Regions from separate parts of the Homo sapiens genome. Here region 2 is linked to region 1. Evidence: read pairs that join two places in POLR2A ChIA-PET (ENCODE). Cell type or tissue: A673. All regions are shown on one strand. Region 1 overlaps KLHL22 (kelch like family member 22). Region 2 overlaps MED15 (mediator complex subunit 15).

What was found. ChIA-PET counts read pairs that join two places held together with the same protein. Peaks named below come from ENCODE experiments on the same cell type or tissue, not always from the same donor. Only the 100,000 strongest peaks of a DNase experiment are listed, where the experiment ranks them.
Region 2: POLR2A ChIA-PET joins it to region 1 with 15 read pairs; 2 of 35 experiments call an interaction of 5 or more read pairs at or near these places.

The regions. Positions count from the first base shown.
Region 1 is chr22:20,440,453-20,448,452 of GRCh38, forward strand. KLHL22 (kelch like family member 22) reads right to left here. Exons shown (of 7, transcript NM_032775.4): 6 at 5,991-6,224; 7 at 1,067-1,986. The coding sequence ends at 1,621. It overlaps LOC107985588 (a long non-coding RNA gene), which reads left to right. Exons shown (of 2, transcript XR_001755623.2): 2 at 2,372-2,751. Among named protein-coding and RNA genes, the nearest start is that of SCARF2, 6.6 kb to the left of the region's middle. RefSeq lists enhancers at 1,244-1,745, 1,746-2,245. In A673, no CTCF peak of the experiment used is centred here; no DNase peak of the experiment used is centred here.
Region 2 is chr22:20,523,935-20,531,934 of GRCh38, forward strand. All of the region lies in intron 1 of MED15 (mediator complex subunit 15), which reads left to right. Among named protein-coding and RNA genes, the nearest start is that of MED15, 20 kb to the left of the region's middle. RefSeq lists enhancers at 2,805-2,974, 6,226-7,213. In A673, no CTCF peak of the experiment used is centred here; DNase peaks (open chromatin) are centred at 3,037, 7,569 and 7,997; H3K4me3 peaks cover 550 bases; H3K27ac peaks cover 4,135 bases.

The DNA of each region.
Region 1 (8,000 bases):
CAAGGCAATGTCATGTTTCCTCAGGGGTACTCAGGGCCCAGGACAGTGAGGAAGGTCTTCAGGTTACACACACACCCACATACCACAGCCCTGGGGGCACAGGCCAACTCTGAGGGCTTTGTCTCTACCCTCAAGAATCCTTGGGGTATCCATTTAGGAGAGCCCAGAGTGACTGATAGTCCCCCGTCCCCATCCCCTCTCCTCCCATCAAGGAGCACACACTGCCCCCTTCTCTTCCGGGACAGGATGCCAGCAGGAACACATGGCTGTCCCCATGCTCTGCCCAGTCAACTGGGAAAGGATGGGGCCTTGGCAAGTTACAGCCCTGTCTGCGGGATGGCTCTGGGCACAAGGCTCATAGTAGGAGTCTGCAGGTGCAGACCCTATGAGGGCATCAGGATGGAAGAAAGCTTCGTGTGGTGCAGCCCTGCAGTGAGGCTGGTGTGGGCTCACAGCCCATCCATGCAGGGTGCAGGCTAAGCCTGGCAGTCTCAAGAGGGCAAGAAAAGCATGGGGACAGGTGAACAGGGGAGGGTCCCAGCTGCTGTGCCAGTGTGGTCCTTGAGACTGGGTGCCTAAGGGTTACCTGGCAAACCTGTAGCACATGCAGCTCCCCTCCCCAGCACACTCAGCTTCAGGAGGTTGGGAGGAGCCGGGCACAGGCCAGAGGGGCCCCCCCCACCGACCCCCTGATGCTGCCCCGCTCCCAGGTGCTGAAGCTCTGGTTCCCTGACCCTCAGGCTGAGAGACTCCTAACGAGCTGGGCTGAAACTCTGCGTGCTGCCCTGGTTGGGAGACAAGTTCCACACCAGAGAAGACACTCAAGTGGCTGCACAACCACCTGTCACCAGACCAGGGCGAGTTCCAGCTTTCCCACTGAGTGCCCTGTTAGCTTGTGGAGTTTACTGTGCTTCCCTCTCAGGCAGGGTCTTCCCAGTGCCACTTGGCTTCTGGCCTGGGCTTCCACAGCCTCTCCCAGATGGCAGCTCTGACCCCAGAAGCCACGCTTCCTGGGGACGCAGCTTGGGTGCACTGTGGAAAGGAACTGAGGCTGTGGCTACAGAAAAACAGTTAACACCTTCTGTAAGATGCTTTATTTCATTGACCAACAACATGGGGTCTGAAAACCCAGCGGGAGGGGTCTTTTTATCACAGAGCCAGTCCCAGGCGAGCTGATGCATCTCTGCTCCTCTGCCCCTCAGGAGCTCTCATCCTCCAACCCCAGCTGCCCCCACAGCCCCACCCCATTCACAGAAAGAGGGCTACCACGTGCCTCAGCCCCCCTGCCCAGGCTGCCAGCTCCCAGGTCCTTTTGGAGAAGGACTGATCTAGGCAGGGAGGAGAGAAGGCCAACCCCTCCAGGGCTCACTGAGGAAGGCCAAAGCCTTTCAGAAGCAGTTCCTGCAGTGACGTAATCCACAGCCTGGGATCTGCATGGCCCTGAGATGCCTGCGGCAGGCTGGCCAAGGGGCTGGTGTGAAGAAAGAGGGCAGGGCCCATAAGCTGTGGCCAACAGGGGCAGGGGCCCTGCCTGGAGTAAAGTGCTCTGGCCTAGGCTGCGTGGGTTTCACTGCCCTGCAGCCCCAGCCTCCCTTCCCTCTGATGCCAGGCACAGGGAGCCTAGTCCTCACTGGAGTTGTCAAACTCCTCCCAGTCAGACACACTCATCACCTCAGAGGCAAAGTCCGGGTCGGCCTGGCTGCGGTCAGGGGTCCCGCGGGGCGGCTCAAGGAGCAGGGAGCGGGGCAGGGTGAGCACACAGGCCGCCAGGCCTGAGATGGAGTTGTCCAGCTGGGGCCCTTCCTCCCAGCAGTCCTTCTCCACATCGTAAATGTGCACGTAGCCTGTGCGGCTGCCGCGGTTGTGTGAGCGGCCACCTAACACATAGATCCTGTTGTCCAGCACAGCAATGCCAGGCTCACCGTGCCCAGCAGGGAGTGGGCAGACAGATGACCACTGTCCAGACGTGCAGCTGTAGCAGGCCACCTGCAAAGCCAAGGCTAGAATAAAGCCCAGCACCCACTGGGACGAGGCTGCCAGCTCCCCCACAAGCCCACTGACCAAGGTGGCAACAGTTACCCACCATTCTGACAGGTCAGGCCCCCTGGAAGGATGGCACAGGGCCAGTGTTGAAACATCCTGTCCATGGGCCAGGCTGCTGCTTTCTCACCCAGGGATGGCCGAGTCTGCAGGAGGCTGTCTTTTGGGCCCTCCCCTAGAATGATCCTATTCTCTCTGGCTTTGCTCCAGCCCAGCCCTTCCTCTAGGCCACCCGGCCCTAAGCCAGTCTCTGCCCCCGAGTGTGTGGCTGTGCCCCCATCAGCATGTGGTCATTCCCCATGTCTGAGGGCACTGCTTCTCTCCCCTCCAGGAAACGAAGCTGCCTGAGAGACATGGACTCCACTGAAATGTCTTCAACCTCCTTCTGCAGCACTCAACACAGGCAGTAGGACAGGGGGAGGAGACAGAAAGTGGAAGTAATTCCTTGCGGAGTAGTCAACATCAATATTCTCTTGTCTTCAAAATTGTCCAAACAGTAAACAAAGACATGGAAAAATGTTCAACCTACTAGTAATTCAAGAAACGCAAAATCAAAACATCAGAGACAAATTTTTCAACTAGCAACCACTGCAGAGAAGGAAAATCACAAAACCCAATGCTGTTGAGGGTGTGGTAAAGCCATACTACTATGTATCTGTCTGACATGCCAGAAAAGGAATTTGGCAATAAGTATTAAGAGCCATAAAAATCTTACCTTCTTGACTGATTAGCCGTTTTTGGTTCTCTAGCTATGGTGGGCAGAATAGTGGCCCCCAAAGATGTCTAGTTCCTAATCTCCAGAATATGCTACCTTAAGCAGCCAAAGGGGCTTTGCAGATAGGATCAAGGGTACAAGAATACAAAAAAAAAAAGGATTAAGGGTGCAGACCCTGAGATGGGGCAGTTTTCCTGGATTTTCCAGGTGATCCATCCAATTGCATGAGCCCTTAAAAGTGGAAGGGGAGAGGCCGGGCGTGGTGGCTCACGCCTGTAATCCCAGCACTTTGGGAGGCCAAGGCGGGCTGATCACAAGGTCAAGAGATCAAGACCATCCTGGCCAACATGGTGAAACCTCGTCTCTACTAAAAATACAAAAATCAGCTGGGCATGGTGGCACATGCCTGTAACCCCAGCTACTCGGGAGGCTGAGGCAGGAGAATCACTTGAACCCAGGAGGCAAAGGGTGCAGTGAGCCAAGAGCACCACTGCACTCCAGCCTGGCGACAGAGCGAGACTCTGTCTCAAACAAACAAACAAAAAAAGTGGAAGGGGAGGCCGGGGGTGGTGGCTCACGCCTGTAATCCTAGCACTTTGGGAGGCTGAGGTGCGTGGATCACCTGAGGTCAGGAGTTTGAGACCAGCCTGGCCGACATGGCAAAACCCCGTCTCTACTAAAAATAGAAAAATTAGCTAGGTGTGGTGGCGAACACCTGTAGTCCTCCTAGCTACTCCGGAGGCTGAAGCAGGAGAATCGCTTAAACCCAGGAGGCAGAGGTTGCAGTGAGCTGAGACTGCACCAGTGCCCCCCAGCCTGGGTGACAAAGCAAGACTCCATCTCATAAAAAAAAAAAAAAGAAAAAAAGGAAGGGTAAAGCCAGACAAGAGAGCTGAGAAGTGAGGAGGACTCAACCTGCCATTGCTGGCTTTGAAGACGAAGTGTCCCCAAGCCAGGAAAAGTGGGGACCTCTAGAAGCCAAGAAGGCCCTCAACTGACAGCTAGCAAGGAAATGGGACTGCAACTGCCAGGGACTGAATTCTTCTAACCAGAGTGAGCAGGGAGGCAGATCCCCACTAGGGTCTCCACAAAGGAAAGATGCCCTGACCGCACCCTGGTTTTAGCCTGGCAAGGCCCATGTCAGAGGACTTATGAATGCAGAATAAATTTATCTTAAGTTGCTATGTTTGTGGTGATAGGTTACTGAAGCAATAGAAAACTAATGTGCTGGCCCAGAGGATCTCACAAGCAGAGGACCTGTTAAAAGCCAGATCGCCAAGACCCACCCTCAGGGCTTCCGAATCAGTGGGTCTGAGGTGCCTCGTAACACAGCGTTCCCAGGTGATGCAGACTCTGTTAGTCTGAGAATCACACTTTGAGAACTGTTGCATGAACCTAAGGAAATAATCCAAAATACCTGAAAAGCTCAACAAAGCAACTATTACTTGTCATGTTATTTGGAATAGTTAAAACTTAGACACAAGAGGGGATGATGAAGATTGAGTGTTAATCTGGAAAATGCCCAGGACAAAAGTCACTGAGAGAAGCAGAATGGGATATGGGATGCTCTTTTTTGTTTGTTTGTTTGTTTGTTTGAGACAAGGTCTCGCTCTGTTGCCCAGGCTGGAGTGCAGTGGCACCATCACGGTTCACTGCAGCCTCAACCTCCTGGGCTCAGTTGATTCTCCCTCAGCCTCCCAAGTAGCTGGGACCACAGGTGCAAGCCACCATGCCTGGCTAATTTTTTTTTGTATTTTTAGTAGAGATGGAGTTTCACCATGTTGCCCAGGCTGGTATCAGTTCCTGGACTCAAGCCATCCACCTGCCTTGGCTTCCCAAAATGCAGGGATTACGGGTGTGAGCCACTGTGCCCAGCTCAGAATGGGATGCTCTTTGACTACAATCAGGCAGAAAACATACACGGTCAATGCTGAAAATGGTCATACTGAAAAACAGTACTGCAGGGGCCTGATTATGAATGCTTTTCCTCACCCTTCTCTATTTTTTTTTTTTTTTTGAGATGGAGTCTTGCTCTGTTGCCCAGGCTGGAGTGCAGTCGTGTGATCTCAGCTCACTGCAACCTCTGCCTCCCGGGTTCCAGCGATTCTCCTGCCTCAGTCTTCCCAAGTAACTGGGATTACAGGCGCCCATCACCGCACCTGGCTAATTTTTGTATTTTTAGTAGAGATGGAGTTTCACCATCTTGGCCAAGCTGGTCTTGAACTCCTGACCTCGTGATCCACCTGCCTCAACCTCCCAAAGTGCTGGGATTACAGGCGTGAGCCACCGCGCCCGGCCACCCATCTCTATTTTTTAAAGTTCCGGCAATGTGGTTATATTAACTTTATAATAAAAGTTTTGTTCTGTTGTTTTGTTTTATTTTGTTTTGAATAGAGACAGGGTCTCATTCTGTCACCTAGGCTGGGGAACAGCGGTGTGATCATAGCTCAGTGAAGCCTCCAACTCTGGGCTGAAACAATCCTCCCACTTCAGCCTCCTGAGTAGCTGGGACTACAGGTATGTGCTGCCAGCCTGGATCTAAAAGTTTTGTTGTTGTTTTTTTTTGTTTTTTTTGAGACAAGGCCTGGCTCTGTCGCCCAGGCTGGAGTGCAGTGGCGTGATCTCAGCTTACTGAAACCTCTGCCTCCTGGGCTCAAGCCATCCCCCAACCTCAGCCTCCCAAGTAGCTGAGAGTACAGGCATGCAACCACACCTGGCTAATTTTTGTATTTTTGTAGAGATGGGGTTTTGCCATGATGCCCAGGCTGGTCTCAAGCTCCTGAGCTCAAGTGATCCTCTCGCCTTGGCTTCCCAAACTGCTTGGATTACAGGCATGTGCCACCACATCCGGCCTAAAAGTTTTTAAGAGTAATAAGCAAAGGTAGATGTGTATGTGTGTGATACTGTCATGGTGACATTTGTCCAAACCTATAGAATGTGCCAAGAGTGAACACTGTGGACTCTGGTTGATGGTGATGCATCAATGCAGTTTCAACAACTGTGACACATCCACCCCTCTGGAGCGAGAGGTCTGCAGTGGGGAGGCTATATGTGTATGGGGGGAAAAGGGGGTGTATGGAAACTGTACCTTCCACTTAATTTTGCTGTGAACCTAAAACTGCTCTAAAAAATAGTCTATTTTTAAAAGGCACATGATTCAATTACATTTTCCATCAATAACAACTGAGAGGCTTGGGAATGATGACGGGTGTGGACTGCCCCGGGCCCCACTCACCTGGTGCACGTCCCTCCTGTATCCGGCATCGTTGTTGCTGCCCCCGATCACATACAGCTTGTTGAGGAGGGTTGCCATGCCGTGCCAGGCGCGCCGCACAGGCCCATCAGCCAGTGTGTGCCAAGTGTTGCTGCCTGGATCGTAGCAGTGTGTCTCTTTCAGGTAATCCTCCCCTCTGCGGCCGCAGGTGATATACATCTTCCCCTCCAGCGTCGCGCCTGCGTGGGCATACACCTGTGTGGAGCCACCAGGAGAAATGGCGTGAGAGGGCAGTGAGGAAGGGTGGCTGGGTACTCTGTCAAGGCCAATCACCACCCCACACCTGCCTGACAACGCTGTGAGGCTTCACCACTTCCCACTCACATACAGACAAGAATCCTCCCTCGATTCTCATGGGACATACTGTCCTAGTCATTGACCTCTAACCTCTTCCCAATAGCGGATACATCTATAGACTCAGAAATGAAATGTAGCCTTTGTCTTTCCTTTGCTCCTAAAGTTAACATCTGCATGGGGGAACTCCAAGAAAATAAAAGCATTTTTTCCAAGCCAGTCTGGAAGAAGCCACAGAACCCTGGGGACCGCTGACCCACCCTCAGTGGCCTCCACCCCTCCCCCACTCCCACTGGACATGCAATCCTCCGGGCCTGCTGACCCTGCTTTTAAAATGTTTGTAAATAATATCTGACACTAAACTCATGATGTGGGGAGAAAAATACACATGGTTCTTGATTCTGGTCCTGAACCTTCTGTGGGCTTTTTACCCTCCCTCTGTTGGGCTATCTCCATAGGGCCCAGCCTGCCCCCATCATGGGCACCTCTTACCCTGGCCCTACCACTTCCGGAACCCACCCACTCACACCCAGCAGGCCAACAGAAGGCCCCAAGGCAAGGCCCTGGGTGTTTTGAGGGTAGAGGAGCCCCTCAGGGTGTGGAGGCTCCAGAGCTATGTTACTGGGCAAGTCACTAACACTGAGGCCATGCGGGTGGCAAAAACACAAGAGTCTAGAGAGGTGGACGGAGCAGTGGGGAGGAAGAACACACACCAAGGGTTTGGTTTGGGTCTTCTCCTATCACCAGTAGGGGTCTGGGGAGGTTTTTCTTTTTTTTTTTTTTTTTGAGACGGAGTCTCGCTCTGTCACCAGGCCGGAGTGCAGTGGCACGATCTCGGCTCACTGCAATCTCCGCCTCCCGGGTTCGAATGATTCTCCTGCCTCAGCTTCCCGAGTAGCTGGGATTATAGGCGCCCGCCACCATACCCAGCTAACTTTTGTATTTTTAATAGAGACAGGGTTTCACCATGTTGGCCAGGATGGTCTCGATCTCCTGACCTCGTGACCCACCTGCCTCGGCCTTCCAAAGTGCTAGGATTATAGGCATGAGCCACCACGCCCAGCCGAGGTTTTTCTTTTTAATTAAACTTTTCATTTTGAGATAAGTGTAGTCACGTGTAGTTGGAAGTAAAAATACAGAGGTCTCACGTGCCTTCTTTCCCCCATGGTAGGAGCCTGTGTCACTATATCACAGGGTCACCAGGATGCTGACGTGGACACAGCCACAGAACTGTCCTATCACCACCAGGATCCCGAGGGGCTGCCCTTTAGGGTGACATCCACTCACCTCCCTTACCCTAATCCCTTCCTTAAGCCCTGGAAACCACCAATCTCTTCTCTATTTCTACAGTTTTGTAACTTCAAGAGTGTTGTCTGAATTAAATCAGTATACAACCTTTTGACATTGGCTTTCTACCCCAACCCAGGTTCTACCAGGTTGTTGCATGTACAGGTTGAGTACCTCCAAAATCTGAGACTTTTTGAGCACAAACACGGCACTCAAAGGAAATGCATTTCAGACTTTTGGATAAGAAATGCTGAACCAGTAACTATAATGCAAAGATTCCAAAATCTGAAAAAATCTGAAATCCAAAACACTTCTGGTCCCCAGCATTTCAGATAAAGGGTACTCAACATGTACCAATAGTTGGTTCCTTTTCTATTGCTCAGTAGTATT
Region 2 (8,000 bases), 83 kb after region 1:
CAGAGGGGTGTACAGTGTTTGAAGTCTCCTGTATTGGTATGATTCGAGATTTTCATTCTGCAGGACCAAAATACCCATTCCTACATGTGGGTGGAGAGTTAAATTCTGAAGTATATATTTTTATCTTGTTAAAAAAACACTTTTATGTTTCTTTAAAAAGTAAAAGAACCAGAATGTAGAAGTTTCAGTAAAGGAAAAAGTTACAGTTTGTTTGGGATACAGTTTGACAAATGTGCTCCCAGCTGCCTGAGAGATAGAGAGGCCAGATGTTTGCTTTGGTTACATTGATGACTGAACAATCGGTATCTCATCATTTCCTGCCTTAGAGATGAAAGCACCTGGGCACTGGGGCAGTAAATTGGTTGCAGGATTGGAAGAAGTCCAAGGACAGTGTGGGATGCCACCCTGTAGCTGTCTAGAGACCTAGTGAAGGTCAGAAGGCTGGGTGAGAACAAGCCCTGCACTGATGGAGGACAGGGAAGGGGCTTTTCTGGCTGGGAGTGTGGTGAGGCATTTGAGCTGCAGCCAGAAGGCACCTCTCAGATTGGTGGGGCTTGGGGTGGGGGTGGGAGGAACTGCTTTGCCTGTGCCGTTGGCCTCACTCATCCTGAGGTCCCTTCAAACTCCATCCATACTCTGACTGTGGGGCCACTTGCAGAAGGAATATGTGGCAGGTTTTTTTTGTTTTGTTTTGTTTTTTGTTTTGAGACGGAGTCTAGCTCTGTCACCCAGGCTGGAGTGCAGTGGCACGATCTCGGCTGACTGCAACCTCCGCCTCCCGGGTTCAGGCGATTCTCCTGCCTCAGCTTTTGGAGTCGCTGGGCTTACAGGCGCCTGCCACCATGCCCAGCTAACTTTTGTAATTTTAGTAGAGACGGGATTTAGTAGAGACGGGATTTCGAACTCCTGACCTCGTGATCCGCCTGCCTTGGCCTCCCAAAGTCCTGGGATTATAAGTGTGAGCCACTGTTCCCTGGCCTGTGGCAATTTTTTGAGACGCTCCTGGGGGTCCAAATTGCTAATAGAGGAGAAACTTACTGTCCCTGTGTTGACTGAGACAGGAAGGTTTAGATAGGTGAAAGTGGTCTGGGCGCAGTTGCTCACACCTATAATCCAGCACTTTGGGAGGCCAAGGTGGGAGAATCGCTTGATGCCAGGAGTTCAAGACTAGCTTGGGCAACATAGTGAGATCCTGTCTCTATAAAAAATAATTTTAAAAAATTAGCTAGGCCTGTAGTCCCAGCTACTCGGGAGACTGAGGAGGGAGGATTGCTTGAGCCTAGGAGTCGGAGGCTGCAGTGAGCTGATTGCGCCACCATACTCCACCCTGGGCAACACAGAGAGCCTGTCTCAAAAACAAAAGAAAGGTGAACATGAGTTTTTTTGTTTTTTTTTTGACATAGTTTTGCCCTGTCCCACAGGCGTGGGCCACCACGCCCAGCTAATTTTTGTATTTTTAGTGGAGATGGGGTTTCGCCATGTTGGCCAGGCTGGTCTTGAACTCCTGGCCTCTCAAGTGATCCACCCACCTCGGTCTCCCAAAGTTTTGGGATTACAGACATGAGCCATTGAGCCTGGCCAAACATGACCTTTCTCTTTTTTTTTTTTTTTTTTTTTTTGAGACGGAGTTTCACTCTTGTTGCCCAGGCTGGAGTACAGTGGCACGATCTCAGCTCACTGCAAACTCCACCTCCCGGGTTCAAGTGATTCTCCTGCCTCAGCCTCCTGAGTAGCAGAGATTACAGGCATGCACCACCACGCCTGGCTAATTTTGTATTTTTAGTAGAGACGGGGTTTCTCCATGTTGGTCAGGGTGGTCTCAAACTCCCCACCTCAGGTGATCCACCTATCTCAGCCTCCCGAAGTGTTGGGATTACAGGTGTGAGCCCCTGCACCCGGCCACGTGACCCTTCTTAATAGCTATTGTTCGCTGAGTATTTCTCTACGACACTCTTTATGTGCATTTTGTCATTTAATTTTAATTTTAATTTTCTTTTTTTTTTTGAGACAGGGTCTTACTCTTTCACCCAGGCTGTAGTGTAGTGGCACGATTTTGGCTCGCTGCAGCTTCCGCCTCCTGGGCTCAAGAAATCCTCCCACCTCAGCCCCCGAGTTTCTGGGACTACAGGCATGCACCACTATGACTGGCTAAGTTTTTGTATTTTTTGTAGAGATGGGGTTTCACTATATTGCCCAGGCCAATCTTGAATCTTGAATTCCTGGGCTCAAGCATGAGCCACCACACTCGGCCTCATTTAATTTTTAATTACTTTAAATTTTATCAACATAATATATCACATAAACTGTAAAAAGACAAGAAACTACTGTGGTTCCCATTCTGCCAGTTCTCCCCAGAGGTAGCAACTGCCTTTACATCTGAGCTTTCTTCCGGCATATACCTCTGATTCTAGGTAATAGGCACATGCTGCTTTTGCAACTTGGCGTTTTACAAATTATGTTGGCTTGCTCTGTAGCTCCCTTCCATCGCCATTATCTCTGCTTCTCCTCCCTCATTCTTCCAGTATTCTACTTTCTGCATAAATCGGTAATGAATGTTTACATTTTCTGCCTACACAAATGATATTCACAGCTGAGCATAGTGGTGTACTGCAATTGCTTGTTATTTTTTTCCTAGGAAAGAATTGCCTTTTCAACACTATGCCCAGTTTTCTGTGTATCTATTCTTATTCTTCCTTTATTTTCCGGTTGCCTCTCAGTACAGTTATCTTCAGGCTCAGTGCTAGTGAGCTGTCAGTTTCAGTTCAAACCCCTGGCCTCAAGTGATCCATCCACCTCGGCCTCCCAAAGGAGGTGGGCGGTGACCCTCTTGGACCTCCCTTCTGGAACCCTCTAGGCAGTGGCCGCAGGTGTGGTGTGACAGCCCTCAGCGTGCTTGTCTGCCCAGACTGGGACTGTTGTCTTCCTTTGTTGGGTCCCTTGTTTTCTATATCCTGTGTCTCATCCTTTGTGATTTATTCCCTCATTCTGCCAGCTTCCTGAGAAGGGACTCCTGGGAATTAACTTTCTGGAGACCATGCCAGTTTGAGTGCATCTAGGCCCCCTGGTGGGACATGCTAACTGGGGAATTTAAAATGATGTTACACTGCGCTGCCCTTGTGCTGGCTTGTGCTTCTGTCTCCTGAGGTGCTAGCTCTCAGCCTCATATGACTTGTCTTGATCCCTAAACCCAAGTCCTGCTCTACTTGGGAAGTTCCTTTGAGTCATTTCAGGGGAATCTCACTCCCTACACTTCCTGTGCTGGAGTGTTTAATGTTCACTCTTTGGGCCTCTAGTTTTATCTTTTATCTCCTGTTTTCTATCTCTTTTACTTTTAGCTCTCCTCTCTAAGTGATTTCCTCAATTTTTTCTTTGACCTTTCACTGCTAACATGCTTTTATTTCCAAGAACTCCTTCTTTTTCCTTTTTTGTAATCTGACTTTTCCCTTTTTATAGCACCCATTCCTGTTAAATGGATACAATGTAGTATAATATTTATATATATTATAATAAATTCTACCGTTTTTTTTGATAAATTTTCACTTTATTGCCCAGGCTGGAATGCAGTGATGTGTTCATGGCTCACTATGGCCTCGAACTCCTGGGCTCAAGTGATCCTCCCACCTCAGCCTCCCAAGTAGCTGGGACTGCAGGCATGCACCACCACTCCTGGCAAATATTTTTGTTTTTCGTAGAGATGGGATCTTGTGATGTTGCCCAGGCTGGTCTCAAACTCCTGACTTCAGCTGGACGCAGTGGCTCACACCTGTAATCCTAGCACTTTTGGGAGGCCGAGGGCAGGCGGATCACAAGGTCAGGAGTTCGAGACTAGCCTGGTCAATATGGTGAAACCCCATCTCTACTAAAAATCAAAAATTAGCTGGGCATGGTGGCGCGCGCCTGTAGTCCCAGCTACTCGGGAGGCTGAGGCAGAAGAATCACTTGAACGTGGGAGGCAGAGGTTGCAGTGAGCCGAGATCGTGCCACTGGACTCCAGCCTGGGCGACAGAGCTAGACTCCGTCTCAAAAAAAAAAAAAAAAAAAATCAAACTCCTGACCTCAAGTCATCCTCTCGCCTCAGCCTCTGAAAGTACTGAGATTACAGGTGCGAACCACTGCACCTGGCCTAATAAATTCTACATTTCCTTCTTCTTGCTGAATTTCTGTTACCGCTAAATTACTCTTTTCTTGTGGGGTCTTTATTGGCCATGTTATGGCGTCTGGCTGCCCTTGGCTGGTTGCTCACTCTGAGAGGGACCCTCCAAAGCCTAGGAGTCTCTTCCAGCACGTGGAGCTTGTCGACTGGGAACTTCATTGAAGGCTCATCTGGCTGCAGATTCTGAGTCCTTCCTCCAGAACAATGGTCCCCAACCTTTTTAGCACCAGGGACCGGTTTCACAGAAGACAATTTTTCTACAGACCGGCAGATGAGGATGGTTTCAGGATGAAATTGTTCCACCTCAGATCATCAGGCATTAGATTCTCATAAGGAGCATGCGACCTGGATCCCTCACATGCACAGTTTACAGTGGGGTTCGTGCTCCTATGAGAATCTGATGCCACCACTTATCTGACAGGAGGCAGAGCTCAGGCAGTAATGCTTGCACACCCTCTGCTCACCTACTGCTGTGAGGCCTGGTTCCTAACAGCCCACAGACCTGTACTGGTCTGTGGCCCAGGGCTTGGGGACCCTGCCCTAGAGCATGGTCTTCCAGACACTGGGCTGTGGGTGAAGACCTGGCTGCCAGCATGCTGCTCACTGCGATGGAGGAGGCTGATGGGCCAGTGGGTCTCGGCAGTTAGCGTGCATCGATCTAGTCACTTAGACCAGAGCACAGATGACCACACAACCCACCTCTCTCAGTGTCCTACCTGTGCCTTTTCAACTGGGTGGGTTGGCCCCCTAGTCCAGTGACTATCCGTTTCATGCTTTTCCAGAGAGTAAACCTCCTGTGGTCACCTGGTGCTGGAGTAGCTACCCACAGTGTAAAGTTGGGGAGTGAGGGATGCAGGGATATCTTTCACCCTCTGTCCCAGAGCACTTGGTGCAGCCTGGCCTCAACCTGGCAAAGACCTAGGGCTGTCACTGGGTGGGCGCACCCCCTCCTCACTGTTACTTAGGACTCTGGTTTCTTGGTCCTCTTGCTGTGTACGTTACCACTGGGCCATCAGCTTTCCAGCTTCTAAAAGGCTGTTGAGGCCACCATTTCCATTCTTCCTGGTTTTTTTTTCTGTGGTTTTAGTCAGGTTTTAAGATGGAAGGGAATTAAATGTGCAGGCTTTGTTCCTCATTTCAACTTGGAGGTTCATATCTGTTATTTATTTATTTATTTAGAGACAGAGTCTCACTCTGTTACCCAGGCTGGAGTGCAGTGGTGCTACCTTGGCTCACTGCAACCTCCACCTCCCTGGTTCAAGCGATTCTCTTGCCTCAGCTTCCCAAGTAGCTGGGATTATGGCCGCACACCACCATGCCCAGCTAATTTTTATATTTACGTATATATTTTTTTGAGACAGAGTTTTACTCTTGTCACCCAGGCTGGAGTGCAATGGCTTGATCTTGGCTCACTGCAACCTTCACCTCCCAGGTTCAAGTGATTCTCCTGCCTCGGCCTCCCGAGTAACTGGGATTATAATGCACGCCACCATGCCTGGCTAATTTTTGTATTTTTATTTTTTATTTTTGAGACAGAGTTTCACTCTTGTTGCTCAGGCTGGAGTGCAGTGGTGGGATCTTGGCTCATTGCAACCTTTGCCTCCCGGGTTCAAGCCATCCTCCTACCTCAGCCTCCCGAGTAGCTGGGATTGCAGCGCCCACCACCTTGCCCTTTTGTATTTTTAGTAGGGATGGGGTTTCACCATGTTGGCCAGTCTGGTCTCGAACTCCGGACCTCAGGTGATCCACCTGCCTTGGCCTCCCAAAGTGCTGGGATTACAGGCGTGAGCCACTGTGCTCAGCTAATTTTTGTATTTTTAGTAGAGACGTTTCACCATGTTGGCCAGGCTGGTCTCGAACTCCTGACCTCAAGTGATCCACCTACCTCCGCCTCCCAGAGTGCTGGGATTACAGGCGTGAACCACCACACCTAGTCCAAATCTTTTTTTTAATATGGGAAAATCTTTTTTCCTTTATAGTGTCTGCTTCTGGTGACATGCTTAGGAAACCATCATCCTGATATTGTATAACTCTCCTTCTGTTGTCTTGTGGTCCTCTGTGATTTAGGTTTTTAAACACATAGGGTAAAGGGTCCCACATACAAGCTGTGGGCTCCTGTCCCAGGTGGGCAAGCAGGCTGCACACACAGGCAGCAATTTACTGGGAGGCTTCTTGGGTGGGGTGAAGTGGAGCTGCCAAAAATTTATTCTGCCCTATGAGAGTTCACTTGATTGATAGATGTTGTGTTTCTCAAAATTAGAAAATTAGAAGAAACTCACAGAAGTTTCCTTCGAGCAGAACATAAATCGGCTGAGAGGAATCATCCTGCCCCCCTGAGGTCAGGAGGGTGAATCTGTGCCCCAGGGAGGAACGCACCTTCCTGCTTTAGACACCAGCAGAGGACAGAGAAGCTGGCTGTCCTGGGAATTCATGCCCTCATTCAGCAATGGGAAAGCAGTTGGACCAGGGAAGGGGGCCTGGCAGTGTGGCAGGGGGAGCAGTGGTAAAGAGGGTGGGGTCAGGGGAGAGGCCTCACTGAGAGGGGAGAGGGTCCTTGGTGGGAACCAGGGCGGTTGTGGAAGGAAGAGTCAGGGCGTGGAGCAGAGCAGAGCGGGAGTTGGGGTGGGGAGGCCAGTTCATGCCTCATCAACATGCCTGTGTGAGTGTCCTTCTTGCGGGCGGTGGAGCTGGCCTCAGGGTACACTGCAGGTGACTCAGAGCTCCAATGGGAGGGTGGCTCTGCCTGAGGGAGCTGCACATGCTCATTGGGCCATCGTCTGCTGAGGAGGGGGCAACAATAACCTCAACACATGGCGGAGGTGTTTTGGGATGCATCCTATTGCACATTTGGGCAGGTTGTTGCCTGACTTATTTCTTTAACGCATACCTAGCACTTCCTGTATGTCCAGTGCCTTATAATATTAACTACTATCATCCTCAGGGCTACCCGTGAGGTCGGCACTGTCCCCACCCTTTGTGCAAAGGAAGGATAGGGAGGCGCTGCCAGATGGGTTGAGGGCAGACCGGGGCAGCTTGCCTCAGGCCTCCCTGGCCTTAGCAGGCTTTAAGTTTGATGCCCTGTGCTCCTTCCCTAGGAAGCTCAGTTTGCCAGTTTTTTGCTTTATCTTAGTCTCATTCAGATTACAAGGACTGGGACTGGACTCCTGTTGCCAGTTTCTCAATTTGGAATAGGAAGGAGGTGAGGAACAACAGGCCCATGCTGGGCAGAAGCCCTGCAGACCAGGCCAACAGTGGGCCTCTCCTCACTGCCTGGCCCTGTCTGTGCACCTTCGTCCTGGCCACAGCCTCTCAGAGCCCCTCCTTTATGAAGAGGTTACGCTTTAGGGGAGGGAGTGCCTCTCCCAAGACCCAGAGCTGGTGAGTGGCTAGGTTGGAATTTGAGCCCAGGTCCCTCCTCCCCTGTCTGCTTCCTGCCAGGCCCAGCTGCCTGCCCCAGCACACGCCTTCTCCCAGGCACCCTGGCCTCCACTGCCAGGACGTGCCTGTTTGAGGCCTGGATTCCCCCATGGCTGCCACGCTGATTCTCCGTTCTGCACGTCGTGTCCCATCAAAATGCATGACAGTACCACTCCTTGTGTTAAAAAGAGCCAGTTATTGTGCCTGGCAGTGATGACTGCCCACTGCACACAAAAGTGGACGCCGTTGTCTCTGCTCTCAGGGTGTTCTTAGTATAGTGGGGCTGGCACACAGAAACCAGAGATTCCTCCAGGAAGTGCCACAGACATGGGTGAGGTGGCTACAGGGTTTCTGTGCAGCCGACAGCAGGGGTGCCTGGGTGGAAGCAGGGTGGGAGGCCCTAACAGGCCTGATGGGATAGTCAGGCAAT